Linked DNA regions of Mus musculus: all the other regions are linked to region 1. A link is a loop called in an ENCODE intact Hi-C map of the cell type or tissue named here. Cell type or tissue: heart. All regions are shown on one strand. Links, peaks and the distances in the headings refer to the core of each region. The heading gives the core; the rest is flanking DNA.

Region 1 (7,932 bases), core at 2,000-6,999:
AATCTGTTCTATACTTATTTCCTATTTTTGCTATTACTAATAGTAGTGCAACAATGATTAGGCTTATGGCTAATAACAGTATTGCATAAGGGGTTATCTGGATGTAAATTTTATTATTGGGGTTGCTAGGTTAAAGAGTGACATATTCTGGGGGTGGTGGCCTATGCCTGCAATCCTAGCATACTGGAGATAGAGGCATAAATATCTCTACAAATGTGAAGCATGCCTGGTCTATAAAGCAGGCTCCATGACAGTCAGGGAGAGACCCTGCCTCAAACAAAATAAATGCGTGTATGTGTAGTCCTGTAAAAGGCATTGCTGACTCATCACTGAAACAAACACTGGTAACCTGTGGCTGTACTTTGCTTGTTTCAGGAAATGAATTACCTTTTTTTTTTCTATTGATGAAGCTGTGATGCAACTTGCTTTTTTCCCAATGCTAACTGGAGCTTCAATAAGTGCAAACCCTTCAGATAACAGTTTCAAGAGTTCCTATAAATGGATGGCTATATTTTGTTAGGGTGAGGGATCTCTAAACCTACTGTATTTAGGGTTCTTAAATGCTTCAACCTCCATTCTAGCCCACTCACCGAAGATAGGGGAGAAAGAAGATTAATAAGACAAGGGAGTTGTGGACCTGTTTAGAAGGAGTTGTTTGGGGGCAATTCCACTCTTCATTGTCGGGATAGCAGCAGTCCAGTCCAATAGCAAACACTAAACAAGAATCAGTAGCAGCCGCTTGATCCAGCAGAAACCACAGGCTCTGCCAAATCTGCATGAGTCAACAGAAGCGACAAGAATTAGCCGGAATACCACAAGAAGTTCTTTGGCATGTTTCTCTCTATGACCAGTGAAGACCATCGAAGAAGCAAGACCAGTGCAGCATTGTGTGCCCAGTGAAAACTAGCGAAGTATTGCATGGAATTGAAATGCAAGAACATCCTTTCACTGTTTGTGGGGTTCCATTTATACTCTTTCCAAGCATCATGTGCCCTCTCACGTGTCTGCTTCATTAAAACTTCCCCTCACCTGTCTGCTTCAGGTTTCACTATTTAGCCCTGGTTACTCTACAACTCACTATGTAGAACAAGCTGGACTTGAATTCACAGAGATCTGCCTGCCTCTTGTCTTTCAAGTGCTGGGACTGTGTGCACCACCATGTCTGGTGTGTGTGTGAGTGTAGGTAAATGAATACAGGTGCTGTGCAAGCCATATCCCTCTGGAGTTGGAGGTACAGGCTATTGTGAGCTGCCTGAAGTGGGTACTAGGAACCAAACTTGGGTCCTCATAAGATTACCCATAACCACTGAGCCATCTGACCAACAATCACAGGAAGTTTCTTACAGGGATTTAAATACAGGTAATTTTTGGAGATGGTTAAACAGTCTCTGCAAGGCTTCTCTGCCTCTTTTATGTACTAGGAAATGAGCACAGGGCCTTACCATACTATGCAAGCATTCTCCCCCAGGCTATATTCCCATACTCAATCATTTTTTAAGACTTTTCAGATAATGTTCCACTAATTTGCTTAGTCTGCCTTTAAACTCACTCTGCAGCCCTGGGAGATCTTCAGCTTTTGAACCTTGTGCCTCAGCCTCTCACGTAGCAGGGGGATTATAGGCCAAATGGCACCAGGCCCCAGGAAAGTTAATGTTTTTATATCTAACACTGGAGTTTCAAGTCCAAAGATTATGAGTTGGGAAGGGAAGATGGACATTAAATGGAACACAGTGGAATCCAAGGGCAGAAGCTCCTGAACAAAGTGAACCCGGTGTCAGCTCTTACTGCTTCTGGTCCTCCTGCGCGTGAACTGCAGAAGCAGCGGCGGCGGCCCCCTGGGTCAGCTGCCCCAGGAGTCAGAGGAGAATCAGGAAAATACAGAGTCCTTGTAGGCATATCTGCTAATCTATGTCAGTGAGGTAAGTTAGCAGATCAACAAAGTGTGTGGGTGACAGATCTCTTCCTTGGAGCTTGTAAATGTCAAATTCTGTATTGCTGCTATTTTTCTTCCAATCTTTAAATCTCATGCAAAAATGTCTGTTGTAGCCCGTCCTTATTCAAAACATATGTGAAGGAAAATTTGAAAAATGCTCTTCATACGAGCTAAGTAGCACTTTATAAAGCTACAACAGGCTATATACCAGAAAACCCTAGATATATTCTTAAGAGAAATACATAGTGCATTTATCAAAAGAAACGCACTAAAATTCAAAAGTAGATGTTATTTTTTGTATCCAGTATCTTTTGCTCAATATTGTCTTTAAGAATATCTATATTTTTGCATTCATTCAGCTTGTCCTTTGTCACTGATATCATTGTATAACAACAGTGTAATTTGTTTATTTTATTGTTGATATATATTTGATTTATTCCTGTTTGAGCTTGGCTCAGTAAGTGTTTTACTGCTGTGAACAGACACTATGACCAAGGCGACTCTTTTTCTTTTGGTTTTTTGAGACAGGGTTTCTCTGTATAGCCCTGGGTGTCCTGGAACTCACTCTGTAGACCAGGCTGGCCTCGAACTCAGGAATCCACCTGCCTCTGCCTCCCAAGTGCTGGGATTAAAGGCATGCGCCACCACGCCAAGGCGACTCTTATAAGGACAACATTTAATTGTGGCTGGCTTACAGGTTCAGAGCTACAGTCCATCATCATCAAGGTGGGAGCATGACAGCATCCAGTCAAGAGGAGCTGAGAGTTCTACATCTTCATCTGAAGGCCACTAGGAGAAGACTGACTTCCAGGCAGCTAGGATGAGGGTCTTAAAAATACATGCCCACAGTGACACACCACTCCAACTAGGCCACACCTACTTCAACAAGGCCACACCTACAAATAGTGCCACTCCCTGGGCCAAGCATATTTAAACCATCACAGGGCCTATTACAAATGCTTTGATACACACACACACACACACACACACACACACACACACAGACACACATGGAACCATGTGTGTGTGCCTGTGCACAAGAGAAATAATGTAATATTTTTAGCATCTATCAAACTTGTTTTTGTTTTTGTTTTTGTTTTTTTGAGACAGGGTTTTTCTATATAGCCCTGGCTGCCCTGGAACTCAATTTGTAGACCAGTCTGGCCTCGAACTCAGAAATCCGCCTGCCTCTGCCTCCTAAGTGCTGGGATTAAAGGCATGTGCCACCACTGCCCTGCTCAAACAAATTTTTATTTGTGTGTGTTTGTGTGTGTGCGTGCATGTGCATGGGCTTGTCTGTATGTGTAACCACATGTGTGCAGAGTCCAAGGATACCAGAAGAGGGAATCAGATCTCTTGGAATTGGAATTACAGGCAGTTGTAAGTGGGTGTTGGGAACCAAATCCTGGTTTATTGGTTTGTTTGTTTCTGAAACAGGGTTTCTCTGTGTAATAGCTCTGGCTGTTCTTGTAGACCAGGCTGGCCTCAAACTCAGAGGTTCACCTGTCTCTGCCTCCCGAGTTCTGAGATTAAAAGTGTGTGCCACCACCACCAGGCTCAAATCCTGGTCTTTTGTTTTGTTTCAAGACAGGGTTTCTCTGTGTAGCCCTGGCTGTCCTGGAACTCACTCTGTAAACCAGGTAGGCCTTGAACTCGGAAATCCACCTGCCTCTGCCTCTCAAGTGCTGGGATTAAAGGCATGTGCCACCACTGACCAGCTCAAATCCTGCTCTTAGAGCAGCAAATTCTCTTATCTACTAAGCATTTCTCTAGCCCCCAAGCATCTATCAACTTTATTACATATTATTAGTTTTCCAAGGAGATTTATTATAGTTTTTTTTTTATTTCATAAAGTTCAGACTACTCAGAGCTGGAAGTGGAGTTTGCCTAACCTGCAGTTGCTCATCTCTTCTCATCTACAGCCCTCAACTCTATAGAGACTGCTGTCCTAGCTTTGGATAATAAGGCCTTGGGCCCAGGAAGCTCCTTATAGGTCTGGGCACTTCTGATGTTGCCATACCGTCTCAGTGCACGGGCCCACTGAGAACAATGAGAAACAGCCATAGAACTTCTATCTTGGTGTTCTGTCGGCACTCAAAGCCTTATTTTCCCCAGGCAACTTTCCAAAACCATTTGTGGCCTTTCCTGGAGACATGTAGCATGCTTTAGTACAGGCAGCTCCATATCACAGGTTTTCCCAGGTACCCAAGATGCTTAGTCTAGGAACATGAGGAGTATTGGCAAGATCAAGAAACCACAGTTCTTTTTGTGTGGTGGTCTCACAGTAAGCTAGGGGTGTCTTGCTTTGGGAGTCTGTTAGCACATTAACTTACCTATCGTACATATTCAGAAAGTATGTTAAAAGGAGTTGACAATTAGAAAATTGCCTCAGACAGTAAACTGTTAGCGATTATTCTGCTTTCGATAGAGCTCACCAAGAGATGGGTTTCAAGTGAAAAGCAGCAAAAGGGAAACAGGAATCCTGAAACTGAAAATCAACACACACCTAGGCAGTAAAATAAACGCGAGAAATAGGAATCAGAGGGGACTATGGTAAACTGACGTTCCAGAAAGGCAGGGACCGCTACCCCCAAAGCCCTTGGTTCTTGTTTTGAATGTAAATGTGAGAATGTGTTGTTAGATCTGATATTTCAAAAGAAGACTGGAAATGAGAATCCTTTGTGAAGAAGTAGGATGAGGGGCAAGAAGATGGGAAGAAAAGTATTTATAAAAGTCTCCGGGGGCTATACATCTGCAGGCTGCTTTTGCCTGGCGTGGTGGCCTTCAGGATACTTTGGAGGCACTGTCTGCTGACTTGGAAAAGAACAGATATGGAACACACCACGGGGCTTCTGGAAAGGTGGGAGTAGGGGTTGAGTAGGCTGGGATTAGAATGAAAAGTTCTCAATGTCCGCTCTGGAGGACAGAATTTTCTCAACAGTAGGGAGCGCACGTACCATCCAAAACAACGATAAAAAGTTTGAGAAGCCCTGCTGAAGACAGCAGGGAAGCACTGGGCCCTCTGAAGTAACGCTATGAAAACAATAGCACAGAAAGACTATTTGTTACCAGCGTGCGAACACAAGATCCGAGTCAGGTTAACAGCCATAAGGACACGGAAGAGTCGGACCTTGAGGACTCTTACAGGCAGCGACCACATTCTATCGGAAAAACAAGCAAGCTCTCAGCGGTCCAAGGCCTGTCTCCGCTAGTTAAGTTGGAAGGATCGGGAACCTGTGTGTTCTGACTGCTCTTTCGGCACTTTAAACCTCTTGTCCTAATCAGTGTATATAAGGATAGAGATAGTCGCACACGGACAGGTGGGCCTGTGGCAAAAATCCACAAGCCTTAGTAAGTGCTCTACGAAGACGCCCACACCCTGTCGGGTGGGTCGAGACGCATCCCGCTGCCATGGCGACCGCCTCCTTGGAGACCAGGAGCAGAAGCTCCTGTCCCCGGGGGCGCCCGCGTACGCTCCCTTCCCCCCTTCCTACGCCGCGTGCCTTCTTTGTTCTAATGCTTATTTGGAATAGGGAATGGGTGGGAAAGGAAGACCGAAATCCAGACTCAGTCCAGTAGGAAAGGTGACTGCTTAACTCCTAGACAAAACTGCCGCGGATCGGAAACCTCATGGGGAAGGTCGCTCTGGTCGGTTTCCAGCAGCGGTTCCAACATAGCTCCCATCCCGCTTCATCACCCAAGCTCGTGCCGCTGGGGTGACGTCGACTCGTGGGGCTCAGCCTCCGCGCACACGTGATGTGGAATCTCGTCGTTAATTGGTGGATCTCAGAGACAGCTCATTGGTCTGAAGTGCCCTAGCCCCGCCCCTCAACGCCCCTCAAGCCAATGAAGGAGGAGAGGGCGTGGCGCGAGGCTGATGCGGCGCGGGGCTCTTCCTCGCGCTCTCCAGCCCGTTCTGCTGCTGCTACCGCCGCCTCCGCGGTCGTTTCTGACCGCCTGGCCGCGGGGCTCGCCTGCAAGGTGAGATGGGCCCTCCGGGCTCCGTCTAGTTCACCAGAGACGGCTCCTGGGTCTGAGATCCTCAGCTGTGCTGGAGCTGGAGGCTTTGCTTTCTAGCCTGAGGAACTCTGTAGAAGCGGGATGGGGTGGGGGATGTGGGGTCCTGGGTACAAATGACGGTTAGCGGGCAGGGTACAAGTGACACCTGAGGGTGGGGGCGTAAATGTGGCTGACGTCCCGTTCCTACCTGGTCCTCGTGGCTCTATGTGACCTTGGAAGAGTAGCCTCTGAGCCTCCGGTGCCCGGGCACGATCATGAGGAGGATGTTGATGTTGGGAGTGTCGGCTCCAGAGACTCCTGCGTCAGCCTGGCGAGCTCAGAGAGCGCAGGGCATTATCTCAGATGGACAGATCCGCGGCCTTGCTCTTGGTGTGGGTACGTCTGAGGCCCGTTCTGCTGCTCTTGTCCCCTGAGAAAACAATAACACTGAGGTGGGGCGTGCCACACCCACAGGGATGGCGGTAGGAAAGGCCAGAGGGCCAGAGCCAGAGCCTCTCCAGTGTCTCACAGAAATGGTTGGATTTAGGTTCTGGACCAGTGCTCCTGTTAGTGAACAGGGCTCGGTTGGACAGCTTGAGTCTTTCCTCTTTAATCTTGGTGGTGGGATGTGAAGGTAGGGCATTGCTTTGCACTGGGGTGGGGTGGGGTGGGCTGGGTGGGTGGTGGGTGGGTGGGTGGGGGGTAGGAGCAGCTTTCACCCGTGTCTCTGCTTCTTGGGTGAAAGAGTCAATCTAGAGGCCAGATGAATCCAAGCAGCCTCCTTTGATGTCAGAGGGGGATGTGGGAAGTGAATGCTAGGCAGAGGAGAACCACACAGGTTGGTAGACAGGAGGGACTAACACCCTTTTCACAGGTCAACCCTTCCCTCCACTGTTTGTGAGAGTAAACACCTATTACCGTCCTTGCATCCCTGGCTTTGGGGAAGGGGGCTCCAAAGATAGGTCAAGGCTGAGGAGATGAAAGATTGCTTCCACATGCGACCTCCATGTAGCACTCCCTGTCTGAGACTTCAGTGGGTGTTCTTTGAGCTTTAAGGGGAGGTTGGATAAGTGCTTCTGCTGGGCTGATGATTGAGCTGTGACTGGGTCCCTGGATGGGTGTAGGGGAGGTGGTAGGAAGAATTGAAGGTTGTTTACTGCTCTGACATAGAAAGGGCTTTTATGGGGTTGGGAATGGTGGTTGAAGAATGATTCAGAGAGGAGACGGTAAAAGGTTTGGGGCTGTGCTCCCAGCCACACAGCACAACGCAAGCTGAAATTGGCTCTGTGATACCTTGGGGCTTAAAGGCTGCCTCTGGGAAGAGGTAGGTAATCAGAAGGGAGAGAGAGTGTCACAATGCAAGAGTTCCGTTTTGCCATGGGTAGATCACCTTTGCCTCTTAGCTTGGAGCTTGAGTGCTAGAACAGGGCAGCCTGGACTGGACAATGAAAAAGGCCTTATGACACCGAAGACCCTGGATTTTTCCATAACCACCACCTGTTTACCCACATGCTAGCTCTTTGGGAAGGTAGCTTCAGAGCTTTCCCCGCCCACATTTTAGTCACTCCAATTTCCCTAAGAGCATCTGAAATACCAAGAAGCCCTCAGTGTGCCCCCGCCTGAAGCTGTCCAGGATCTCACCTGACTTATGTATATTTGTTTTTTACTTACTAATTATTTGGAGATATTGTCTCAGGTGGCCCAGACTGTCCTTACAATCACTCTGTAGCCAAGGATGACTTGAACTCTGATCCTCCGGCTTCTACTAACCAAGTCTGCCTGCTGCCATACCCAGTTTTCTCTCCTCTCACTCCTGATTTGTCGACAGCCATCTAAGGGCAGGGGCATCATCTTCTTTGCCAGATGAGGGGCCTAAAGTAGAAAAGGCACCACAGCAGCCTCCTCCATAGTCTTCCCAGAGCCTGGTGCCCTGGAGTGAGGAAAGGAAGAAGGGCAGGGGAGGGGCCTCCTTCATCTCTTAGCTAGTTTCTGAGAAGCTG
Region 2 (7,932 bases), core at 1,160-6,159, 110 kb after region 1:
AGGTGGCTAGAGGGCCAAGGCCAGCCCTTCTGACATCTAGCTAAGAGAGTCAACACTTTTTAGGGAGCCAAAGTTGGGTTTCATGTTTACTTCATGAGTTCAGTTATGAGGCCAGCTCAGAGGAATTTCAGAGGATCGGGCAGTTTGTCAGAACTGAAGGTGGAGGAAAAAGTTTGGGTTCTCTCAGGAATGAGGGAAAGGCAGCAAGATGGAGAGATGTGCAACCAGGAGCTGTGGATGCAGCTGGGTGATTTGGTGCTTGCTTGGCATGTGCAAGGCCCTGGGTTTGATCTATAGCACCCACAGCAAACTAGCAAGCAAGCAAACAAGCATACAAACAAAACAGAAGCAAGGTTGCAGGTAGTACAAGAGATGGCCAAAGCTGTAGCCCACCCAATGACCCACATCACCCTCAGTGCCCACTGCCTCCTGCTTTTCCTGCCTTTTCATGGGGCTCCTGACTATGGCCATAGCATATGTCCATAGCAGACATAACAACATATGCCAGGCAACGTAGCAACTGCTATGTCCGTATATGGTGGTTATGCATCTTTAAGGGTCCGTTGTCACAAACACAAGCACTGAGAACATCTCTAAGTTACAACTCCCACACATATCCACTCCCTGCAATGCGAGAGCCAGCTGTTCCTATGAGCTTTCTCACTAGGCAGCTCTACATCCTACCGGTTCCTGGGCAGCCAGGTGGCCTTGGGGCCTAGTGTGTCACTGCGTTCCTTCTCGGTCAGATCTTGAAGCCTGACTCGGTGCTGGTGGCTTTAGAGGCTGAAGGCCAGGATCTCCTGCTTGAACTGGAGAAGAAGCAGTGAGTACCAGCGGGGGGGTTGCTGAAGTCCAGACAAAGACCCTCTCTGGAGAGGATCAGTGCTTTCTGGGAGGGGGTTGGGGGCTGGGTGGGAAGCAGCAGTGGGAGTGACAGGGAGAGTGGCGGATGTACTTGGGGCTACAGTGGACTGAACCCAACTGTAGGAAGTACATACCTGGTCATCTCATACCCTGGAGCAGCTGGATGGGCGGCTCCCCGCTGGAGAAGAGTGAGCACCAGAACAGACATTGACTGATACCTTAATTCAAAGGGAATTCTTAGGCAAAGGGAACTTCCACAGATGGCAGAAGAAAAAGCTGCGAAGGTCAAATCCAATGGTGACAGTTCATCTGGTCTACCTGGAATGCCTCCATCTGCGTGGAAGAGAACAGAGACATCTGGTCTACCTGGAATGCCTCCATCTGCGTGGAAGGGAACAGAGAGGAGAGGGCTGGGGTGGGGGGCTTCCCAGTGGGGCCGATCGAAGAGGGCATCTTAGTGCTAAAGATCTTGGATGGACCTAAAGAGTCAAAGAACGGGAGGTGGTAAAGGAGAAACACAGTGTCGAAGGAGTGCAGAGGGTAAGCAAGATGGAGGCGTGGAACTGCAGACTCCACCACCAACCACACCACTCGCTCATGTCTGCTTTCTTACGGACATTGCAGAAGGCACTCATTCATTTTATTCTCTCCATGGAATCAGACAGACTGGGAACAAACTGCAAACACCACGCCAAACCACAGTTCCTGACAGTGCCACATCCCTTCCTACTAAACGGTCTTGTACATGTGTGCACACATTGAACGTTAGCATGTATGAGTGCAGCCAGCAAAGCAGCAGAGTTGTAATGTGTGTAAGGATGGCTGGCCGTACAACAGCCTGGGTTTTTGATGGAGGACAATGTGAATTTGGAGTCAGGATTTTCTGTAAGGAAGAGCAATTGAAGTCAGGCATGGAGGTAGAGGCCTGTAAGTCCGGCTCCTCTGGGCAGGAGAAACACAGAGTCAAGTCAGGGACTGCCTGAGTTATAAAGAATGAGTTCAAGACCAGCCTAGGCAACTTAGCAAAATCCAGTCTCAAAATATAAAGGAGTGAGGAAGAGGGAAAGAGAAAAAGAGGGAGAAGGAGAAGGAGGAAAAGAAAAGAAAGAAGGAAAGAAAGAAAGAGAAGGAAGGAAGAAAGGAAGGAAGGAAGAAAAAGAAAGAGAGAGAGAAAGAAAGAAAGAAAGAAAGAAAGAAAGAAAGAAAGAAAGAAAGAAAGAAAGGAAGAAAAGCAGCTATTTATTTATGGTTGCAATGTTCCTGGTGGGGACAGGGAAGAAGCCTGAAAATGGAAACATTACTGATAGAGTCTAGCTCCAGGTAAAGGGACCCTTCCCCGGGTGGCTGAACAGAAGCAGCTACAGGCAGGTGGAAGTCGGAAGTACGCATCACTGAGGGACAGATGGAGACATGAGATCTAGCAGTCTGAGGAGAACTGGAGGGCCTGGGGTCCGCTCAGCAAAGGCAGGAGTACCCTGGCCCTACTTGGCCTCTCTGAGGTAGTATCTCCTGGCACACACACACACACACACACACACACACACACACACACACACACACACCTGCCTGCAGCAGGCTCCACAGCACCAAAGGTCCCCAGCCTGTCCTTCTGGGTGCTTCCCACACTTCCCATCCCCTTGACTAACCCACCTCAGGACTCGCTCCAGACCTTTGTCTTCTTTTTGCCTGAGGTTTTCTCTTTGAGGCACAGTGTCTCCTTTCTCTCTGACACACTGAATGCCTCCGCTAGCACTCAGGGAGGAGAGCTGGAAGCAAGCGGCAGGATGCAGGTCTAAATCCAGTGACTCCTAACCCTCCCCCTTTCCAGCAAGCTTCTGGCCCCAGGATACACAGAAACCCACTACAGGCCAGATGGGCATCCGGTAGTGCTGTCCCCCAACCACACGGTGAGACACTTTCATGGGATCTGAGAACATGGGGAGGGTGCAGCCTCAATGCCTACCCTGTCCTGTTTTGCATTCCTAAGGAGGTTGTAGTCTGCCTTCAGGCCCCACTTCCTCCTTGTCCCACCAACTTGAGCTCCTACTCAGATGTGGGTATGAGCCTCTTCCTCTCTAGGATCATTGCCAATATCACGGGCGTGTGAGGGGCTTCCGGGAATCCTGGGTGGTTCTCAGCACCTGCTCTGGGATGAGGTAAGGCGTTGGGGGAGAGGGCCTGGGGCTGCGGCAGAGGTGAGCGCTTCCTGTTCACACATCCTTGCTATCCACTGCACTCTAGTGGCCTTATTGTGCTCAGCAGCAAAGTCAGCTATTATCTGCAACCTCGGACTCCTGGGGATACCAAAGACTTCCCAACCCACGAGATCTTCCGGATGGAGCAGTTGTTCACCTGGAGAGGGGTCCAGAGAGACAAGAACTCCCAATACAAAGCAGGAATGGCCAGTCTTCCTCATGTCCCCCAGAGCCGGGTAAGGGGTACAGACTAGAGTGGGACTGGTCCTTCAAAGCAGAGGACACAGGAATGCGGGTCCTGGACGGGGTCTCCCTGTTTTAATTCAGAGGCTGAAGAATCAAGTTTGAGCAGAAGTTTAACTATCCCCTCCCCTGCCCGGGGGGATCACGGTGTGTGGCCAAGGATTCGGTCAAGCAGCCTGCCCCTCACCATTTGCTCCTCCCAGGTGAGGCGAGAGGCGCGCAGGAGTCCCAGGTACCTGGAACTGTACATAGTGGCTGACCACACCCTGGTGAGGAGAGACCTAAGAGGTCTGACTGGGCTGGGCGGGAGCCTGCTCAGCACCGTTATGACCCAGGGACCTCTCTGCCTTCTCAGTTCTTGCTTCAGCATCAGAACTTGAACCACACGAGACAGCGCCTCCTGGAGGTTGCCAATTGCGTGGACCAGGTTGGATGATTAGGGCGCTGAAGGTTGGGAGTGAGGCAGTTGAAAAGCTCTGGTGAGTGCCTGGTTCCTGGCTTCAGCAGGTCTCTCCCTCAGATTCTCAGGACTCTGGATATACAGTTGGTGTTGACCGGGCTGGAAGTGTGGACCGAGCAGGATCTCAGTCGCATCACTCAGGACGCAAACGAAACGCTCTGGGCTTTCCTACAGTGGCGCCGCGGGGTGTGGGCCAGGAGACCACACGACTCCACACAACTGCTCACGTGGGTGCCATTTACACACACACACACACACACACACACACACACACACACACACACACACACACACCCCGGTTGCGGGATGTCCTTATTTCCAACTCCACCCAGTCACGCCCTGCTCCATCATCCTTAGGGGCCGCACCTTCCAGGGTACCACGGTGGGCCTGGCACCTGTGGAGGGCATATGCCGCGCGGAGAGCTCCGGAGGTGTGAGCACAGTAAGCTCTGCTGGGGACCTAGGAGGAGAGAGGTTTGGGTAGGGTTTGTGGTCCTCAGTGAAACCCGGCTCCTCAGGACCACTCGGAACTCCCCATCGGCACAGCAGCCACCATGGCCCACGAGATAGGCCACAGCCTGGGCCTCCACCATGATCCCGAGGGCTGCTGCGTGCAGGCCGATGCAGAGCAAGGAGGCTGCGTCATGGAGGCAGCCACAGGGTACGCAAAGAAGGTCGTTGTTACCGGACCTAGACAAAGCGACTGCGTTTCTTTGGTTACCCCTCAGTTCCCTCTTTAGTAAAGATAACAGCCTGCTAATAGGGCCTCGGTGGGAAAGATGCTGATAAGGTGGAGTCTCAGAATGACTGCGGGACTAGGGTACTCCACTCTGATCCTTGGTCCTCCTTGGGGCCCGGACTGCCCGATTTTAGCGTCACAGCCTCCTGTCTCCAGTTCCTAGGCTCCTCTCTCTCTCGATTGCTCGCTTAGCTTAGAAAGAAACAGCACATCTTGAGGGCTGTGTGGCTAACCTCAGGGCCCAGAGTGCAGAAGTAGCCTGAGCTTAGGAGGTGGCTCCAGCACCCGAGATGGTCCCCACACCACCAATGACATCCATCTTCCATCTGCAGGCACCCTTTCCCGCGCGTCTTCAGCGCCTGCAGCCGCCGCCAGCTGCGCACCTTCTTCCGCAAAGGGGGCGGTCCTTGCCTCTCCAACACCTCGGCGCCGGGGCTCCTGGTGCTGCCCAGCCGCTGCGGAAACGGCTTCTTGGAAGCAGGAGAAGAGTGCGACTGCGGTTCTGGCCAGGTCAGATCGTCATCTTCGTCCCTGGGGTTCAAGGCTAACCCATGCTCCCAGCCTTTCCCAGGTCTAGCTTGCTCCACCATCACGTGTTCTGTTCTCTCCTTTCTGACTTCAGAAGTGCCCAGACCCCTGCTGCTTTGCCCACAATTGCTCCCTGCGTGCGGGGGCTCAATGTGCCCACGGTGATTGCTGTGCGAGGTGCCTGGTGAGGATACTGGGGAGCGCCCTGTACATCTTAGCTGGGCTGGGACTTCTAGTCCCTTTTCTGAGTGTGAGTTTGACCCAGTGTATGGGTTCACGTAGCACTCCCTCGGGCTTTCAGCAAAGATCTCTCTGCTTTCCCTTAATGGGTCTCTGGTGTAGTTAAAGTCCGCGGGCACGCCTTGTCGTCCTGCTGCGACTGACTGCGATCTCCCCGAGTTCTGCACCGGCACCTCCCCGTATTGCCCCGCAGATGTTTACCTACTGGATGGCTCACCCTGCGCTGAGGGTCGCGGCTATTGCCTAGACGGCTGGTGTCCCACGCTGGAGCAGCAGTGCCAGCAGCTATGGGGGCCTGGTGAGACCGCACGCTGGTCCTGGTGCCCTGACCAATACTAAAACCTGCGGTTTTCTACTGAGGGCAAGCTCCACCCGTGGAACTGAGGCCCGAGCTGCCCGCTTCTTACTCCCCCTCCCCCCAGGGTCCAAGCCGGCCCCAGAGCCATGTTTCCAGCAGATGAACTCCATGGGGAATTCGCAAGGGAACTGTGGCCAGGACCACAAGGGTAGCTTCCTGCCTTGTGCTCAGAGGTGAGGTGTGATGCTGAGGGTCTGCAGCTGTAAAGTAGGGCGGAGCATGCGGAGGGAACACTCCAAGTTGTTGACCACCTTCCACTTCCTCCCCAGGGACGCTCTGTGTGGGAAACTGCTGTGCCAGGGAGGGGAGCCGAACCCACTAGTGCCGCACATAGTGACTATGGACTCCACAATTCTCCTAGAGGGCCGCGAAGTGGTTTGCCGAGGGGCCTTTGTGCTCCCAGATAGTCACCTGGACCAGCTTGACTTGGGTCTGGTAGAGCCAGGCACCGGCTGTGGACCTAGAATGGTGAGCCCTGCCCACCCAACCCCTCCTGGTTATTGAGTCCTCCATGCCAAAGTGTTCTCCTCACTGCCCAGTGGGCACAATGCCCATAGGTGTGCCAGGACAGGCACTGTCAGAATGCTACCTCCCAGGAGCTGGAACGTTGCTTGACTGCCTGCCATAACGGTGGGGTGAGTAGCCTAAGGGGTCAGGGTGACCTTGGAGGTCCTTGCTACCTGGTGACTTTTCTATCCTCATCTTAGGTTTGCAATAGCAATCGTAACTGTCACTGTGCTGCTGGCTGGGCTCCACCCTTCTGTGACAAGCCTGGCTTGGGTGGTAGCGTGGATAGTGGCCCTGCACAGTCTGCAAGTATGCCAGTGGGGTGGGGGCAGGCAGGAACCACCTGGGCAGTAGCCTGCTTGAGACTCAGCACCCCTGCCCTCCACAGACCGAGATGCCTTCCCCTTGGCCATGCTCCTCAGCTTCCTGCTGCCTCTGCTCCCTGGGGCTGGCCTAGCCTGGTGCTACTACCAGCTCCCAACATTCTGTCATCGAAGGGGACTGTGCTGCAGGAGGGACCCCCTATGGAATAGGTAGGTTCGGTGCTCAGGTCTCTCTTCCTGAGCCTGCCCCCATGGCTCCTGCTTCTCAGAACTCTTCAGGGCTTTGTAGAGTGAGAGGCTACAGGGAGCTGGGGCTTTAGGAAGCTAGATGGGATCCTTATTCTCTAGATGTAGTGAGAGCTCCCAGGCTGTGGGAAGAAGTCCGTGGTGTGTATCACTGCCCTGACCAGCACTTGGTGGTGTGGTCCTTTCCATGGGCTTCCCTTGATTTTTTTGTTTTATGTTTTTTGTTGTTGTTGGTTTTTTTCTGCTTTAAAGAAATTCAACACAGCCTGTGCTCCGCTTTGTCCTGAAGACGACTCTAGCTTCCTTGTCTCAATATCAGCCATCTCCCATGGCCTTTGCCCTAATTACTCCCTTCAGGTCCCTCGGTGCTAGCCAAGGACCCCTTTGTGCTCCCTATAAACTGGCCAGCTATAGTGTTGCTCTTTCTGTGCCAGGACTCTGTGCCTCTGTCCCCTGTAGATCACAGTGCTGTAAACCCAATTTTCTGGCAGGCAGAAATGCCACCTGATAGCACACATTATCTACCGAGGGCAGCCTCCTCACTAGGCCCCTCGGGCAAGTCAGGCACATTATGTCCCTGTCTGAACTTGGAAGTGTTCTAGACCAATTGAGGGAAGGGCAGGGTTGGGTTGGAGATGTGACTAGAGGGCACCTCAGGCCAGAAACAGCACCAGCAGGCCCCAGGAGCCAGTGAGACGGTCTGGGGAAAGCCAGGTAGTGCCTGGGGGGTGGGGGCGGTGTCTGCAGACAGGGAAACAGGTGGAGTGACAGTTGGGAGGGGGCACTTCAGAGGGGTGGCAGCTGCACACCGTTATCGGGATAGGGTGTCAAGGACAGTGGGAATATCTGGATGAACCATCCAAAGAAATGGCAAGGTCTGTGAGAAAGGTCCCGGCAGTTCAGAGTCTAGACTGGCAGAGCACGGCTAAACGGAGCATGGGAAGGCACAGTTCCCACCAAGGGAGACATCTCTGCACTTCAGCTCTAGGTGGGCCCTCGGTGACGCCTACATCTAGACTGAGTGGGGGCTGGAGTGGAGTCACCTCGGGAGAAAGGATGTCCACAGCCCTGGAGGCCCTGGGACATAAGTGAGGTCTGGACATCTTAAGGACAGAACAGGAATGTGGAATTCGAAGCTTGAGTGGAATGGAGAAGCAATCCCCCTTTGTCTCATACACGGTCACTTTCCAACCTTCTGAACTCTTATCTGGTCTGTCACTGGCCCCTGC
Region 3 (7,932 bases), core at 1,253-6,252, 66 kb after region 1:
AACATGCTGGGTCCATCAACTCTGGGGGCAGCAGGCTTCTGTAAGAACAAGGAGCCTTTAGATCCCATCAGAGCTGCTGGGTCAGGCATGGGGCAGACAGAGGGAATGCCCAGGGTAGACTCCTCATCACTCAGGAAGCACTGTGGCTAGAGAGAGCTGATCAGAGAGGTCTCGAGGCCCTCCAAGGGGCTTTCTGATGACTCCCAGCACACAGAGCGACTGCCCAGGGTCTCTATTGGAGGAAAGAAGAGGAGAACTGAGACTTCTCCACCTATGACATTGATGTGGCAATCGGATGTGAGGATTAGTGAAAGAATGGTTCTTTGGATTACAGTAGAAAGAAAATAAGGCTTTTTAGTAACTGCAGAGAGAGCAGTGGGCATAGTCACACTTTCCTTCCTTCCATTTGTCCTCCTCCTCCTCCTCTTCCTCCTCCTTCTCTCTCTCTCTTTCTTCTTTCCTTCCTTCCTTTCTTCCATTCTTCCTTCCTCCCTCCCTCCTCCCTTCCTTTCTCCCTTCCTTTCTTCCTTGAGACAGGTCTCTCTCTGTGACCCTGGCTGTCCTGGAACTTGTATGTACACCAGACTGGCCTCAAATGCAGGGATTCGCCTGTCTCTGCCTCCCTAGTTCTGGGATTAAAGGCATGCACCACCACGTCTAGTTCTCTAGTTCTCTTCTATTTCTTCCTGTGATAAAAACCAGGCGTCTCCAAGCCTGTTTGCCGTGCACACATTCTCAAGCCTGGGTGCTGTGTAAGTGAAGAATGGGCCCACTACTGGGTTTAGCCAGTATCCCTTCCTGCCTTCTTAGCCTCCTCTCCATCTCTCTCTCTTCCTGCCTTCCCCCTTTTTCTTTTATTCCTTTTGGGCTCTGAGATGTACTCAGCTACTGAGCTACACTCCCAGGCTTCCCCTCCTGGTACCTTTCTTTGATGAATTGCTCTCTCAAGGCAATTATGTGATTTCAGTTTGTTGTAAGTTTCTCCTTAAAGATGAGCTTGCAACTGAGTCCTGGCAGCTTACCTTCACAGTGGCTCATCTGAGGGCTGATGGAGACAGTGGAGACAAAGATAATTGGATAATTAATTGGAGCCCTTGTAGCTTTTAGCTTTAGGGAAGGCTTAATCCCGGGACTGGGTGATATATTTAAGGACCCAGGGTCACAGTGTCTCTCTTCTGCCTTTAGTCTTGTATTTATCCGGGCTTCTCCCAGTGGGAGCATGCCCCTCTTGTGTACTAAACAGGACCCAGCCTGATTGTACCTATCCACTAGAGAATACAGAGCTAGGGCTTTTTGTTTGTTTGTATTTTGAAACCCTGTTTCTCATGCTGGCTTGGAACTTGCTATGTAGTGGCTGGTGGCTTTGAACTCCTTATCCTCTTGTCACTGGGATTTTAGTGGTAATATGGCTTTGGTTGAAATCAAGGCCCTTCTGTCCCCAAGCTCCCCCACACTCTCACCAGTAAAGAGGAGTGAAAGGAGGATGAGGAGGCTCACTCGTGAAGCACTTGCTACATGAGCAGGAGAACCCCTTAAAGGTAGAAAGAGTGAAGCAACTCCACAACGATGTCCTCTGACCTCACGGAACCACACACACACACACACACACACACACACACACACACACACACACACACACAGGTACATGCATATACTCACATGCAAGTACACACACATGCATGCATGCACGTTCATACACACATACACTCACACATGCACACACACACGTACATACACACACACACGCACACACACACACGTACATGCACACCTACACAAAGAATAAATTACAATTAGAAAAAAGAAGAGTGGATTGATTTTGGAACCCTTAACCACAGAATTTCATATTCCTTTCTATTAAAATTTCCTTTTAGCTATTCTATTTAAAATTCCCAGGACTTATTTCTGTTCTTTTCTTTGATGGCTGCTTTATGGTTTTATGAATGTAATGGCGTTAAAATGTCCCCTTTCCTAGCCGTTCTGTTCTTTGTGTTCTCTGTTTGGGTCGGTCTGCTCACCTTTTGTTTACTGGTTCTTTTAGCCAGCAGTGTATCTGGGTGGTTCAGAGCTGGCCTCAGGAAATGGCTGCCCCTGTTCACATTCCATCCCCGCCCAGCTGCTGCACAAACCCCCGGCTCCAGTTTCTTTACCTCCCCGTGACTCAGCTTCCTGTGAACGGAGATGATAGTACAAGCTGGCTCGGAGGCTCCTTAGCCTCCACGTACTGCACTCAAAAAGCTGCCAGGACTGCACCAGGCCCCAGCCCTCAGTAGCTGTTTACTATCCATTTTTTCTTTCTTCCTCCTCTTCCTCCTCCTCCTCCTCCTCTCGATCCTCTTCTTTCTCCTCCCCCTCCTCCTCTTCCGCTTCTTTTTTCTTCTCCTCTTCCCTCTCCTCTTCTTCTGTCCCTGTCCCCACTCCCCACCCCCATGTAGTGCTGGGGGTCAAACTCAGGACCTTGTGCATTCTAGGCAATTCTATTGAGCCACACCCCTAGGCTCCCTCCCTCCCTCCTTCTGTTTCATTATGTAGAATGGGCTGGTCTCTAACTCTAGATTGTCCTTCCTCAGCCTCCCAAGTGCTGGCATTATAGGCATGTACTACCAAGCTTGGTGTTATTGTTTTGTGCTTGTTTGTTTGTTTGTTTGTTTGTTTTAAATTAGGGTCATGTAGCAGGTCCTGATCCCCCAATCTTCCTGCCTCCACCCTCTGAGTGTGGGATTACAGACTTGCATTTCTACACCCAATTCATCTTTCACTGACTTTACAACCTCTCTCTCTGCTCTTTCTCCTTCACCATCTAGTAACTGATCTTTATGCAAGTGGTCCCTGTGGCAGGAGGTGAGATAGCTATTGCTCTTCAAGATGGGCTGAACATCCCACCACTCTGGTATTTAAATACTTGGTTCCCAGTTGGGGGCTGTTTGATTAAGAGTGTGGCCTTCAAAGGGTGGATACTTCGTTCCTTCCTAGAATAGGGAACAAAATACCCCATGGAAGGAGTTACAAAGACAAAGTTCAGAGCTGAGATGGAAGGAAGGACCATCCAGAGACTGCCCCACCTGGGGATCCATCCCATATACAACCACCAAACCCAGACACTATTGCAGATGCCAGCAAGATTCTGCTGACAGGACCCTGATATAGCTGTTTCTGGTGAGGCTAGGCCAGTGCCTGGCAAATACAGAAGTGGATGCTCACGGTCATCTATTGTATGGAACACAGGGCCCCCAATGGAGGAGCTAGAGAAAATACCCAAGGAGCTGAAGGGGTCGGCAACCCTATAGGAGGATCAACAATATGAACTAACCAGTAGCCCCCAGAACTGTGTCTCTAGTTGCATATGTAGCAGAGGATGGCCTAGGCGGCCATCAATGGGAGGAGAGGCCCTTGGTCTTGCGAAGATCATATGCTCCAGTACAGGGAAATGCCAGGGCCAGAAAGCAGGAGGGGGTGGGTTGGGGAGCAGGGCTGGGGGAGGGTATAGGGGACCATAGCATTTGAATTGTAAATGAAGAAAATATCTAATAATAAAAAAAGGAGTGTGGTCTTGCTGGAAGAGGTGTGTTGTTGGGATTGGCTTTGATGTTCCAAAAGATTCATGCTTCCTGTTTTGGATCCAGGTATGAGAGCTCAGTTGCCCCCCCAGGACCTTCAAAAAATCTAGCCAGCAAAGAGCCCCACACCTCTAATGCAAAAAACCCTGGTATCTGAAGGAGGAGGAAGCAGAGGGCTCTGGCGCCCTCTGGGGGAGGCTGGAGGCTCTGCACAAACACTGCAAAAACTGGCTGGGGCTCCTTCACAGGAGCCCAGAGCCTGAGTAGGAGAAATGAATGGACTTAGTAATGAATCTGTAGTATTTACCCAGTTACAAAGCTGGTTCTCTGTCTTGCTTAATGGCTGGAGCAACCAGTAGCCACCTTGGACCATGAGTAGAAGCATTCATTGAATATAGCTGACTGGAAACAAAGGAGTCCAGTTTCAAAATGATCAAGTTGCCAGATACATGGCAGCACACAGCTGTAATCCAAGCACTAAGAAAGCTGAGGCAAGAAGATCACAAGTTCAAGGCCACCCAGGGACTATGTAATAAATCTCTATTTTAACCCATTCACACGCAAACATAAGCTGTATGCCAGTGCTAACTTGAGACACATTCTGGTTTATTTATACTGCTGCTATTTGGAGGTTTGGGTTTTGTAGCCAATTTTCCCCCTTTTATTGAAAATGGGTTCTTTTCTCGTATAAATATTCTGATTATGGTTTCCCCTCCTTCCCCTCCTCCCTTATCATCTGGATCCACTCCCTTTCTGTGTCTTATTAGAAAAGAACAGACTTCTGAGAGATAACAACCAAACTTATCAAAATAAGATTTAATAAAACAAAAGCCATCACCCGAGACTGGACCAGGCAACTCAAGAGAAGGCAGAAGAATCAGAGACCCACTTGTTTACACACTCAGGAGTTCCATAAAATCCTAAGCTAGAAGCTGTACCATATCCACAGAGGACCTGTGTGGCCCCGGGTAGGCCCTGTGCTTGCTGCTTTGGTCTCTGTGAGGTCACACGAGCTTTGCTCTCCTGGTCCTGTCCCGTCTGCCTTCTATTATCTTTCCCTCCTCTTCTGTAGGCTTCCCTGAGCTCTGAGGGGAGGGAGTTGATGGAGACATCTCCTTTGGAGTTGAGCGTTCCAAAGTCTCTCGCTCTCTTTGCATGATGTCTGGCTAGGGGTCTTTATTGTTCTCATCTGCTGCAGGAGGAAGTTTCTCTCACGATGGCTGAACAAGACACAGATCTATGAGTATAGCAGAATACCATTAGGAGTCACTTGATTACTACTTTAAAGAAGACAAAGTAGTATTCAGCTTTACCCTAGGTCCCTGGGCTATCTAGGCTCTGACTCTTGGTCACCTAAACAAGGTTACCATTGGTGGCATGGACCTTAAGCTAAATTAGACATTGGTTGGCTGCTGCCACAGCGGTGTCACCGTTGCTCTAGCATGTCTTGCAGGCAGGACAGTATTGTAGGTCAAAGGGTTTGTGGCTGGGTTGGTGTTATGTTTCTCTTTTGGTAGCATGCAGAGTACCTTTACCAAAGACACCAGACTATAGTGGTTAAAGCTCTGTGTAGGCACCAGCTCGACCTCTCCGTGTTCAATGAGTTGTGTGGGTATTGCCTTCAGCAATGGAAACTTGTTATATCGGTTTGTGGAGAGCAACCTGTTGTCTTGTCAACAGCCTGGGCTGTTTGGGGATTTCCATGGAACCCTTTGGCCAACGACTCAATTGGATATGACCCAGTCCCGTACTGTAAGCTTTGTTTAGTGACAAGAAAATGAATCATGACCCCAACTCCGTGTCCCCCATTATTCGGAGGTTCATGTATTTTATATATTTTAGGGAGTTTCCACTGCACTACATTTCCCATACCACCCCTCAAATGGCCCTCCATTCTAGCTTCCTCTCCCATGCTCCCTCCCCTTCCCCATCTGATCTTCTGTTCCAGCTCACCCACCTCTCATCTTTTTTTTTTTTTTTTTTTTTTAATCAAGACGAATATTCTCTGGGCAAATCTCAAAATATCTCCACAGATGGATTCTTCCACCTAAAATGAGACGGACGGAACCCACTTCACAGCGACCATGCAGACTCACTTCAAGTGCAGGAGTCTCCCTCACCTCAGAGCTGCCTTGGGCTTTTTATTTATGGAGGTTTCCATTGACCCAAGGAAAGGAGGAGGAGAGGAGTTGCCTGCTTGGGCCAGAGAAGCCAATCCCGACTCTGCCTCCTCACGCTAAGGAAGAGCAAACCAGTCCAGGCCTCCAGGCCTTAGCCTGCTAAGGGAGTTGAACAAGTAGGACCTCAAGCCCCCATTGCCAGTCACCAGTAAATCCCCAGAGCTGCAGAGAAACTTGGTATGGCACCTATAGTCACCCCACAGGGTATCAGGGTGGCTCAGGTCTGGCGGGTGCAGGCTCACACAGCTAGACTTTGTTCTAGACCACTGCTTCTGTCTACCCATGTGTCATATCTCCTATCTTGGCCAACGTGCTACCTGTAGCCTGTTCTTTGTACGACAGTGGCAAGGACACATGTGGGGAGGCCACCACAGAAGGACATTTTGAAGAACTTGCTTCTGTCTTGTCCATTAACATCTATTGGTCAAAAAGGTCACAGAGCCAAGACCAGAATTAAAGGCCGGAGAACATAGTTACCTTTGCCAAGTGGAAGAACCTGGTCTGTAAAGTACAGAAGAGCAGGTAGTGATGTGTCAACTTGTCACTGAGGAAGGAATAAATGAGGTGGGCATGGTGCTGAGTTCAAGGCCAACCTGGCCTAGATAGTGAGTCTAAAAACAAAAAAAAAAAAAAAAAAAAAAGGAAGGAGGAAGATGGCTTGAGAGTGGGTAAGCAGGTAAGAGATTGAGCTGCTGAGTCTGGGTTCAGATCTCAGCAGCCACGTAAAATATTCTGGTATGGCTGTTTGTACCTTTAATTCTCACACTCTAAGGGGTGGAGACAGGATCACTGTGGCTTGCTGGTCACCAGGCTAGTCCAGGTTCAGTGAGATGGCCCTGTTCCAAACAGATGTGAAGGGATAGAGCAGGACTTCCCACTTGTGCACACTGTCTGTCTGTCTGTCTCTGTCTCTCTATCTCTCTGCCTCTCTGTCTCTCTCTGTCTCACACACAGACACACACACACTAACAAAAGATGGAAATAGACCCAATTAGCTGCAGCTCCCTATGTCAGCTGCACATAGTAGGCCCTCAAATGGCAGAGAATCTTGTACTATAAGAGTGGTTTGTGGGCCTGGTGGTGGTGGCTCATGCATTTAGTCCCAGCACTCTTGAGGCAGAGGCAGGTAGATCTATATGAATTTGAGGCCAGCCTGGTCTACAGAGTGAGTTCCAGGACAGCCAGGGCTACACAGAGAAATCCTGTCTCAAAAAACAAAAACAAACAAACAAAAAGTAATGGTGGAGTTTTTTTTATGGCTTTGTTTTTGTGTGTGTGTGTGTTTTAGTGTGTGTGTGTGTGTGTGTGTGTGTGTGTGTGTGTGGCAGGGGTTGCCCCCATGGATACACATGCATTTATCTACAGAGGCCAGAAGAGGATGACAAGTTCCTTTGGAGCTGGAGTGACAGAAGGTTGAGAGCTGCCATGTGGGTGCTGAGATTCTAACTTGAGTCTTCTGAAAGAGCAGCCAGTGCTCTTAATCCCTGAGGCATTTCTGTGGTCTTGTTTCCTCTTTATTCAAACAAGGCCTCACTTTGTAGCAGAGCCTAGCCTTGAACTTGAAGTCCTCCTGCTTCAGCCTTCTGAGTGCTAGGATTGCATTTGTGTGCCACCATGCCTGGTTTGGATACTCCCAACCTGTAGGGGGTATAGGGAGACTCTTGGAGGACTTGGAAGGGAATGCCTTGATCCACTTGCCTGTGATGTTCCCAGGTCAGATTTGCCTCCCGGAGACTCTCCCCAAAGGCTAGGTGGTCCAAAGAGACAGGTCTAAGCCTGGCCAGAGAATGAAAATACCGGCCTCTCTTCTCATTTGTCTGGGAGAAAACTTCACTGTGGTCCTGGGTCCCACCTCAGCTGCTCAAGTCCCCAAGTTCTTGGTCCAATGGGGGCTGTCCCATGTCTAAGGCTTTTCCTGTTCCGAGATTGTGCAAGGCCCTCAGCTGCCCTCTGAGCCAGATATCAGCTGGACAGAGAGAGGGTTGAGGGTTCAGGAAAGAGGAAACAGCCCCCAGGACAGGATCCTCCTCTCCTGGGAAGCAGAAGCAGAGAACCAGCTGCTCGGAGTTCTTGGCCTTCCTTCCTGTTCTCTTCTCTGGAAGGCAGGTCAGCCTGCCCAGCAGCCATTTCCTCCCATGGCACAGACACTTCCATCTCTGGGCCTGGAGAGGAGGAGTGGGGAGTGGAGTAGGCCT
Region 4 (7,932 bases), core at 947-5,946, 200 kb after region 1:
TAAACACTCTATTGCTGGCCCACAACCCTAGTCCTTTGCATGTCCTTTACAGGACTAAGGTTCCTGGAGCAAATGGAAAAAGAGCTCTGCTGGTCAGAAAAGTATTCCTGAGCACACACCTGGATATAGTGCAGACTTCAGACTTGCTCTTTGACCCCATAACCTCCCAGTCCTATTCCCCTTACCTTATCGTGCACTTAGAACTGCCTTCTCTCCTTTTTTCTCCCCAAACCTCTTACCATTCAGATACAACTGTTAGGAAGTTGATATTAAAAATGAATATAAGATGTAAGACAGTAATAGAGCCTTTGCTTTCCAATTACCTGTTGTACAAGACTGCTGAATGGCCAAATCTGTTGACATCATGATGGAGCTCAGGTCTGGGAAGCACTGACCATCGGTCACAAGCTAAGGGGGAGAAAAACACATTTCAGAGTAGGTTGTCATATATAGTCCATGTGAACTCTCAGTCTTTATAGAAAAAAACATAAATTTTGAACCCAGCACTCAGAAGGCAGAAGCAGGAGGGTCTCTGTGCATTCAAGGCCAGCCTGTTCTACCTACTGAGTTTCAGACAGCCAGGTCAGAGAAACCCTGTCTCAAAAAAAAAAAAAAAAGGAAAACAAAGAATGCCTCATCCACAGCCTCATACCACATGCTTGTCTGTCTTTTAGTTATGTTATTATGTGTAAAGGAAAGCAGCAACAGCAGCAGCAATGTTTCAGGGCATGAAATAAATATACTGCACAGAACTTCTAATTAATGTAGTCATTCATCACCCACAACCCCCCTCCTGATGGTCACCACTCTGCTGTCTACCAGTTTTCCCTACCAGAATGTCTGCTTTAGTATTTGTGGTGCTAGGGATCAGTCCCAGGGCCTTGTGTATAGCAGGCAAGCACTCTACTGCTGAGATGCATCCCCGGAGCACCACAGTATTTTCTAACTTAAAATTTTTAATGCTAGGTATACAGCTATTTTAACTAGGGCACACATCTGTAATCCTAGCACTTGGGAAGGTGGAGCCAGGAGAACCAGGAGTTCAAAAGAGCCTCAGCTACAAGTACACAGCAAATCTGAGGCCTTTGCAGATAAGCTTTAATAAAAATGAACACACAGAGCACATATTTCACCTATGTCCTTCCTCAGCCGCCTGCACCCTAAATTAGGCTAAAGGATTTCTTTGTTGACAAGTCTGAAGGATTCTCCAGTCATTTTTAGCCACTCTTCTGGCCATTAACATATCTCACAGGTCATCAATCTCACCTATTTTCTCCCTGCTTCTCTGACACTCTCTTTAGTCTCTACTCTTGTTCAGACTCTGTTCTCCAACTGTCTCTGACTCTTGCTCATCTTTTATGCCCCACAATAACTCACCTCTCCTACAACCACCTCTCAGCAATCAGCTCTGTCCTAAAGACATCTCCAATTGGATATGCCCCACACTTACTTCATTCTCTTCTTCCCAGATCCTACTCCCTGATTTTATAATTTTTACTATTTTTATTAAAGACACGGTCTTACTAGATAGTTCAGACTGGTCTCAATCTTGCCATATTTCTCATCCTCCTAAGTTCAGGGATTATAGCCATGTGCAATCATGATATGTTTTTCTCTGAATCTGCTTTTAGTTTTGGCAAAGGTGGTCCATAGTAGACACTTGGGAAGAAAGGGCAGTTATATTTTTGTCAAGACACACAACAGCCAGGTACTAGAAGTCACTGCTCCTTCCATGGCCTTGATACAAACCTAATTAGGACTTCTGCAGTAGCAGCCTGCTAACTGTCAATATGCCCCTTCCAGATCACTTATCACAATGCCACCCAAGAGAGCTTCTTAAATTGGTCATGGTGGCCCATAAAGGCAGAGTAGGATGGTTACCATAAGTCTTAAGCCTGCCTGGACCATAGTGTGAGGGCCAGACTTACAAAAAGGAAAAACAAGAAAAATCTAAAATACCTACAACAAAAAAAGTCTAAGACACACATATGATTCTATCACTTGTGAGACTTTACACAAGACCAACCAACGATCCCTGGCACTCTGAATCAGATCTGAACATTCTAGTCTAACAGTCACCTGCTACCTTCTGTGTTACCATGACAAAAGAAAGGTAGCGGTTCAAAAGTCCTAAATATTTGACATGTACTTTCCTGCCTCTTGTCTGCACTAAATCCCCCTGCCCAGGAGGTCTATTTGACTCCCAGTGTCCCCAGGAACAAGCTCAGACAGCTTCTCTTCAAGGCCTCTCCAGACCACCCTGCTCACCCCAGTGGCTTAGGAGTGCTCGGAGGTAATTTCACATCTTTGTTTCAGCCAGCAAGAATCCTCCTGAGTTAAGATTATATTGTCTTCTCATTTCTGCTTCCACAAGCTTGAAGCTAAGGACTAACTATAGTGTACCCCCCATTCTCAATTTAAAAACTCAATGGCTGGCAAAAACACGTTTGTTAAAAACAAACATCTAGGGCTGACAAGATGGCTCAACAGCTAAGAAGACTCACTATTCCTCCAAAGGATTTGGGCACAGTATCCAGCACCCACATGGTGGCTCACAAAAGTCTGTAATTCCAGCTCTGGGGAATCTATGCCTACTTTTGGCTTCTATGGGCACTGAATATACATGGTGTGCTTAACATACATGCATGCAAAACACTCATACACATACAAGTAAACAAAATATTTTTTTTAAAAAATGCCTAATTTAGACTAGTCAAAATCATAGAGATATAGAAAATGATTTCAAGAGGCTGGAGTGAGGGATGAAGAGAGGAACTATTGTTTAAGGGCAGAGTTTCAGTTTTACAAGAAGTCGGCAAGCAGATGGTATTATAACATGAATAACACTAGGAATATATTTAAATCTAAACTACTTAAAACATTAAGATGGTGAGTGTTATTCTGAGCATTTTATCACAATAAGAATAATTTTTAAAATGAATCTCTAGTCAGGTGTGGTAGTACACATTTTTTTTTTTCATTCGTAGTACACATCTTTAATCTTAGCACTCAGAAGAGGCAGGAGGATTTCTCTAAGTTCAAGGTCACCTTGATCTATATACTGAGCTTCAGCCAATTAGACTACATAGTGAGGCTGTCTCAAAATGCAAAGACAAATAAACAGAAAGAACATCACATGGGTGATATTTACACAACAGAGCAGCTGATGTTTATTTTCCAGGAATAAACAGACACTGCCCTCTTCTGGCCACATGTATATTGACATCAACAGCATGTGTAAAACCAGGTTTCTAGGAAACAGCATATCCCATCAAACTTAACATAACACTGGTGGTTACAACTACCACCACTACTATGTAAGGCACTTATAAGAAAGAAGATACCAATTAACTCAACCTAAAAAAAGAATTAAAGCAATTAAGAAGAGTGATTTCACAAAGAATTTAATGTAGTTTAATCCAAAATAATGCTTTTCAATAGATGTGTAACCCTACTCAAATTAAATGCAAATTCTACCACCTGGACTTCTTTTAAATGGTGCAATTATTTTAACATAGTGATCTTTCCATCAGCAAAGAAAATATTCCTGAAGCTAAAACATCTTTGGAAAGCTTACCAATGTCATAAGCCATGAAGTCTGAGGAGAAGCATTTGGCACCGTGGCTCATGGAAGTGTCATTGTGTGTGTTCCCTCCAAACACCAGCATGGTTCCACTCACTATCACAGCTGTATGCAAGTAACGGAAAAATCGGCTGTCCTTAAGAATGGTCCTTTTGAGTTTATTTAGAAATAATAAATATAAGGTTAGTTTTAAAAGAATACTTATTTGCCAATTTAAATGTAATTACTTTATAACTTTAGATTCAAATGTGCAATACTTGATTTCCCCCTATACGTAAGCCACTTCCTTTAACAATCATGAAAATCTGTTAAAATTTCGGGAAACTATATTAAAAGCCCTAAAATGTTCATTCTCTATGGCTCCATAATTCCACTTAAGAATTCCAGGTAAGAATTGTGAAATACAAATCAAAATTTATGCTCAGTGTTTTATTAGTAAGGCAAAAGCCAGAGACCAGAACTTCCACTGCATAGGCTCCGTGGTTCACAGCCACTAAAGACCTGATCTTCAGCACAGCATAAATTGACAGTCAAAGCATGGTCTCTAATGTATGTTGAGAGAGGGGGTCAGAAAGGAAGAGGGAGGGAGTAGAAGGAGGAGGGAAATACAGAGAGACCAGTGCTTTATAATTGCATCATAACTCAAATTTATTTCCATTTGCTAAAAGTACCATACTCTTACAACCCAAGTTTCAGTTCGAAGTGAGTGAAAACCCTATCAAATAGGCACGAGAGCATCCTGTTTGGTGATGTAAATGGATAAAGATGGTATAGCCTATTCATGTACAAGGTTTGATCCCCAACACCAAAAAGAGAAAAGGAAGGATATGCTTTTTAAGTATGGATAAAATCAGCACAGCTTTTATTGCTGAGAATTCTGAAGAGAGGAAACCTTGCTAGAGTTCAGTGAATCAGGTCTAAAGCACTAAGCACTAACAGACAGCAACAGCACCATTAGTACCTTAACTCTATTACTGTATTGATCTCCTAACTTTGTTACATACAATGCTGAACAAAAGTCAAACCATAGCACAGTATTTTTAATCAATTGCCTCTGCAGATTCTAGACTACCAAGGGAAAGCTCTAGGAAAACACCCACCACATCTGAGTATCCACATCGTATCTGTAGAGGTCATCTGCAAGCCGGTATTTGTTGGCGCTGAAAGCCTTGTAGCCACCATGAACGTACAGAGCCTTGGTCCTGTCATCATAAACACTACTGTGGCCATAACCCCCTTGCACAAGAGCACCCTGAGTATGTAATATACTCCATGTGTTCTTTTCTGGATAAGAGACAATAGTTAAAGTCAATGTTGCAGGCTCCTCTTCTTATGAAATAATAAATTATTTAAACGATTTAAACATTAGTTTAAAGTCTAAACACCTTAGAGCAAAAGACGGAAGTTTAGGATATACTTTCACCTTATTATAAAGAAGACCATCTAGACAAGACTGCATCGGATCAGCACTAACTGGACTCAGTGTGCTAACCTTCACCCTGAAAGGGAGGCCATAAGGCTAGGAAGGAGATGCACTGGGAAAGCCTAGAGGAGCTGGAAGGAATGGCGGTGGATATGAACAAGCTATATTGTATACATGTATGAAATTTTCACAGAACAAGTTTTTAAAGATTCATATTTTGTTTTGTTTTGTTAAGCTAGGGTTTCTCTGTGTACCCTGCCTGGCCTGGAACTTGCTCTGTAGACCAGGCTGGCCTCACACTAATGGAGATACACCTGCCTCTGCCCCTTGAGTGCTGGGACCAAAGGGATGCGCCACCACACTGGCAAGATTCAAATTTTTAAAACAAATTCTAAAGATTAAAGATTCAAAGTTCTCTTAAGCAGACACTTAATTCCCTGTGCTCCTCAGTGAGTCCTTATGATCTTCAGATGCACTTTAATGATCTTTAGATGCATTTTCACAGGAATGTCAAACAAATGTTACAAAATTATAATTCTGACATTCCTATTATACAATAAAAACAATAAAATGTAACACAAGATTATACATTAAGGTAAAATAACAGTGCACTGGCCTAATATTTAAAGGACTAGCCAGAATTATTTTAGAGTGTTTACTGTTTTGCATTTTGCTTATTTTGATATCCAAAGCATTTAATGCTATCTTTGGCTCCTTGCAAGCTGACAAGAAGGGCCAAGGCCCTGCCTTGGCTTGGGAGGGGTCCTGAGGAAGGTGTTTCTGGGGGAGGGCAACTTGTCAACAAAAACAAAAAGTCAAATTGTGGGTCCAAGCTGGAGACAGTTTTCCAGTCTACTTTCTCTCTGACCGGCTTTCTCTACAGACAGCTCTCTCTCTAGACAGCTTTCTCTTGCTATTCTTTGCTGAAGGCAGTTCTCCAGGCAGTTCTCTCTTGCTATTGCAAAAAACATTCTGGATAGCTCGTCTCCTGCAGGTCATAAACCCAGTTACTCCAGGTTTCCTATAAATCAGCATCCTGGGACTCAGGCCCCTTGGGAGACAACAAGCACACATTTCCTTTTAACATTACAAAAGAATTCAGAGATCTACCTGCCTCTGTTAAGCACAAAAACTAGTTGGGTATCCTGTCTGGAAATTACCATTTCTACCACACCAAGGTCTAACTAACCTTGCTCTGTTCCAGGCCCACCCTGAACTCAGGACTTTGTCTGCCTTTGTAAGCACAAACTTAGCTGGGTGGCCTCCTCTAGCAATCAGCACTCCCTAAATCTCTTTAACTGCTTACTCAATATCTTTCTGACAAGTTGGCTCACAGCGAAGCTGCTTTTGTTCCTTTAGATCTGTGAAGCCCCTCATACAATTCATATTGCATCCTTCTATTTTTGTATAGTTGAGGAAGTATATGGTTTTGAACTCATGTTCTTTTCCACAGCCTTAAGAGCTGTCCTGAAGGTCCCACCATTTACTTCCCAGACTCACACTGGCTCTGATTATCATGAAGTCATTCACATTAACAGAAGGACATTACTCAGAAGAGGAGCATGAAATATGTACATTATTATACAAACAGGTTTATGTCCATAGTGTGACATCCATGGAGGCCCGGACCTGCTGCCCCTGTCTCAGGGCTGGAACCATGTCATTCTGTCCCAACCAGGACCATGCTGGACTCCTCAGTTCCCCCTCTTTTGTTACTAATTTGAGGGTGCAAACGTTGACTGTGAGCGCTTGACTTGCTTGATGTAGACTAATAGATGAAATAAATATCCCAAATTTCCCTCAGCTTTCCTTAATGCAATATACAGCTGCCAGCTTGGACCTACAATTGGACTTTTTGGGTTTTTTGACACCCCTTTCCTCAGAACCCCTCCCAAGCCAAGACTAGACCTTGACAAGTAAGAAACAGCTGTTGCACAGGGACTTCAACAACCTCAATCTCACCAGTTATCTACTGATACTATTTCAAGACAAGGTACTGGATCAAGATCATGCTGAATTTTGTTACGGTGTCCTAATAATAAGGGCAGGGGTTCTCAGTATGATATTCAAGATGCCTCCACTGGAAAAAATACATACCCAAGTCATATTCCTGCACAACGCTTATATATCCATAGAGTGGGCAATGACCGAAGATGACCAACATGACCACACGGCCAGATGCCAGTGTAACAATGTGTGCTGAGTGTCCAACCACTGCATACTGATCCTTAGCTTTCGGAGTTAACAATACCCATGATTCATTATGAATATGAAATACTCTCAGCTCATTGGTCACGTTCCCTGTTGAATCAATTTTTCCTCCATACATGTAGATTTTATCCTATAAGAAAGATGTAAACAGGATTTTTAAAACCATTAAGAAATCAACTCTAGGGCTGGAGAGAGAGTTTATGAACACTTGCTGCTCTTGCAGAGGACCCGGGTTTAGTTCCTAGTACCCACATGGCAGCTAACAGCCACCAGTTCTGATGCCATCCTCTTCTGACCTCTGGAGGAACAGTATACACAGGCATACATGCAGGCAAAACACCCACACACATAAAATAAAAATAAATACATCTTTTTAAAAATTATATTGGAAAACAACAATGAGTGGTTCACAATCTCATTGTGATCCCAGCTTAAGAAGTGTGAGTAACATGAGCTCTTCGGTGACTTGCTAGGAATAGCATAGAGAAAGAACCAACCAATACAATCACATTCTTCCCCTCTCTAAATCACCTTCTCTACATGAAACGTGTTACAGAACGAAAATGGTGTGGAAAATACAGTTGCCTCATTCTACAATATACGCTCAAAACAAGGAGATAACAATGGCTACTCAGTCACACGCATGCAGTATGCTAGACTTGATAATGGGCATAGGCTTGCTGACACTATTTAATCTTCATTGTTAACTGTGATC

Evidence for each region. Hi-C counts contacts between places; a loop is a spot of excess contacts. Peaks named below come from ENCODE experiments on the same cell type or tissue, not always from the same donor. Only the 100,000 strongest peaks of a DNase experiment are listed, where the experiment ranks them.
Region 2: it touches region 1 in a loop (6-fold over the local background); 4 of 42 quality-filtered maps call a loop at or near these places.
Region 3: it touches region 1 in a loop (6-fold over the local background); 18 of 42 quality-filtered maps call a loop at or near these places.
Region 4: a loop joins it to region 1, with 3 times the contacts of the local background. A loop is called at or near these places in 5 of 42 quality-filtered maps.

What each region holds. Positions count from the first base shown.
Region 1 is chr2:131,157,935-131,165,866 of GRCm38, reverse strand. 1700037H04Rik (RIKEN cDNA 1700037H04 gene) reads left to right here and starts at 5,786. Exons shown (of 6, transcript NM_026091.3): 1 at 5,786-5,914. It overlaps Gm14232 (a long non-coding RNA gene), which reads right to left. Exons shown (of 3, transcript XR_003954063.1): 2 at 6,141-6,362. In heart, for the core only: a CTCF peak has its summit at 4,878; DNase peaks (open chromatin) are centred at 4,806 and 5,716; H3K4me3 peaks cover 2,424 bases; H3K27ac peaks cover 2,372 bases.
Region 2 is chr2:131,051,553-131,059,484 of GRCm38, reverse strand. Adam33 (a disintegrin and metallopeptidase domain 33) reads left to right here. Exons shown (of 21, transcript NM_033615.3): 3 at 747-823; 4 at 2,693-2,771; 5 at 2,944-3,020; 6 at 3,106-3,295; 7 at 3,506-3,571; 8 at 3,658-3,729; 9 at 3,823-3,989; 10 at 4,120-4,204; 11 at 4,281-4,423; 12 at 4,834-5,011; 13 at 5,124-5,213; 14 at 5,372-5,567; 15 at 5,692-5,800; 16 at 5,897-6,095; 3 more. Among named protein-coding and RNA genes, the nearest start is that of Adam33, 8.3 kb to the left of the region's middle. In heart, for the core only: CTCF peaks have their summits at 3,102 (motif pointing left) and 3,713 (motif pointing left); DNase peaks (open chromatin) are centred at 3,041 and 3,664; H3K4me3 peaks cover 2,959 bases; H3K27ac peaks cover 425 bases; H3K27me3 peaks cover 4,461 bases.
Region 3 is chr2:131,090,862-131,098,793 of GRCm38, reverse strand. No RefSeq gene overlaps it. Among named protein-coding and RNA genes, the nearest start is that of Siglec1, 8.1 kb to the right of the region's middle. In heart, for the core only: no CTCF peak of the experiment used is centred there; DNase peaks (open chromatin) are centred at 2,143 and 3,753; H3K4me3 peaks cover 329 bases; H3K27ac peaks cover 1,741 bases; H3K27me3 peaks cover 225 bases.
Region 4 is chr2:130,957,320-130,965,251 of GRCm38, reverse strand. Atrn (attractin) reads right to left here. Exons shown (of 29, transcript NM_009730.3): 8 at 7,104-7,347; 9 at 4,684-4,867; 10 at 3,578-3,732; 11 at 324-408. Among named protein-coding and RNA genes, the nearest start is that of Atrn, 55 kb to the right of the region's middle. In heart, for the core only: a CTCF peak has its summit at 3,211 (motif pointing left); no DNase peak of the experiment used is centred there.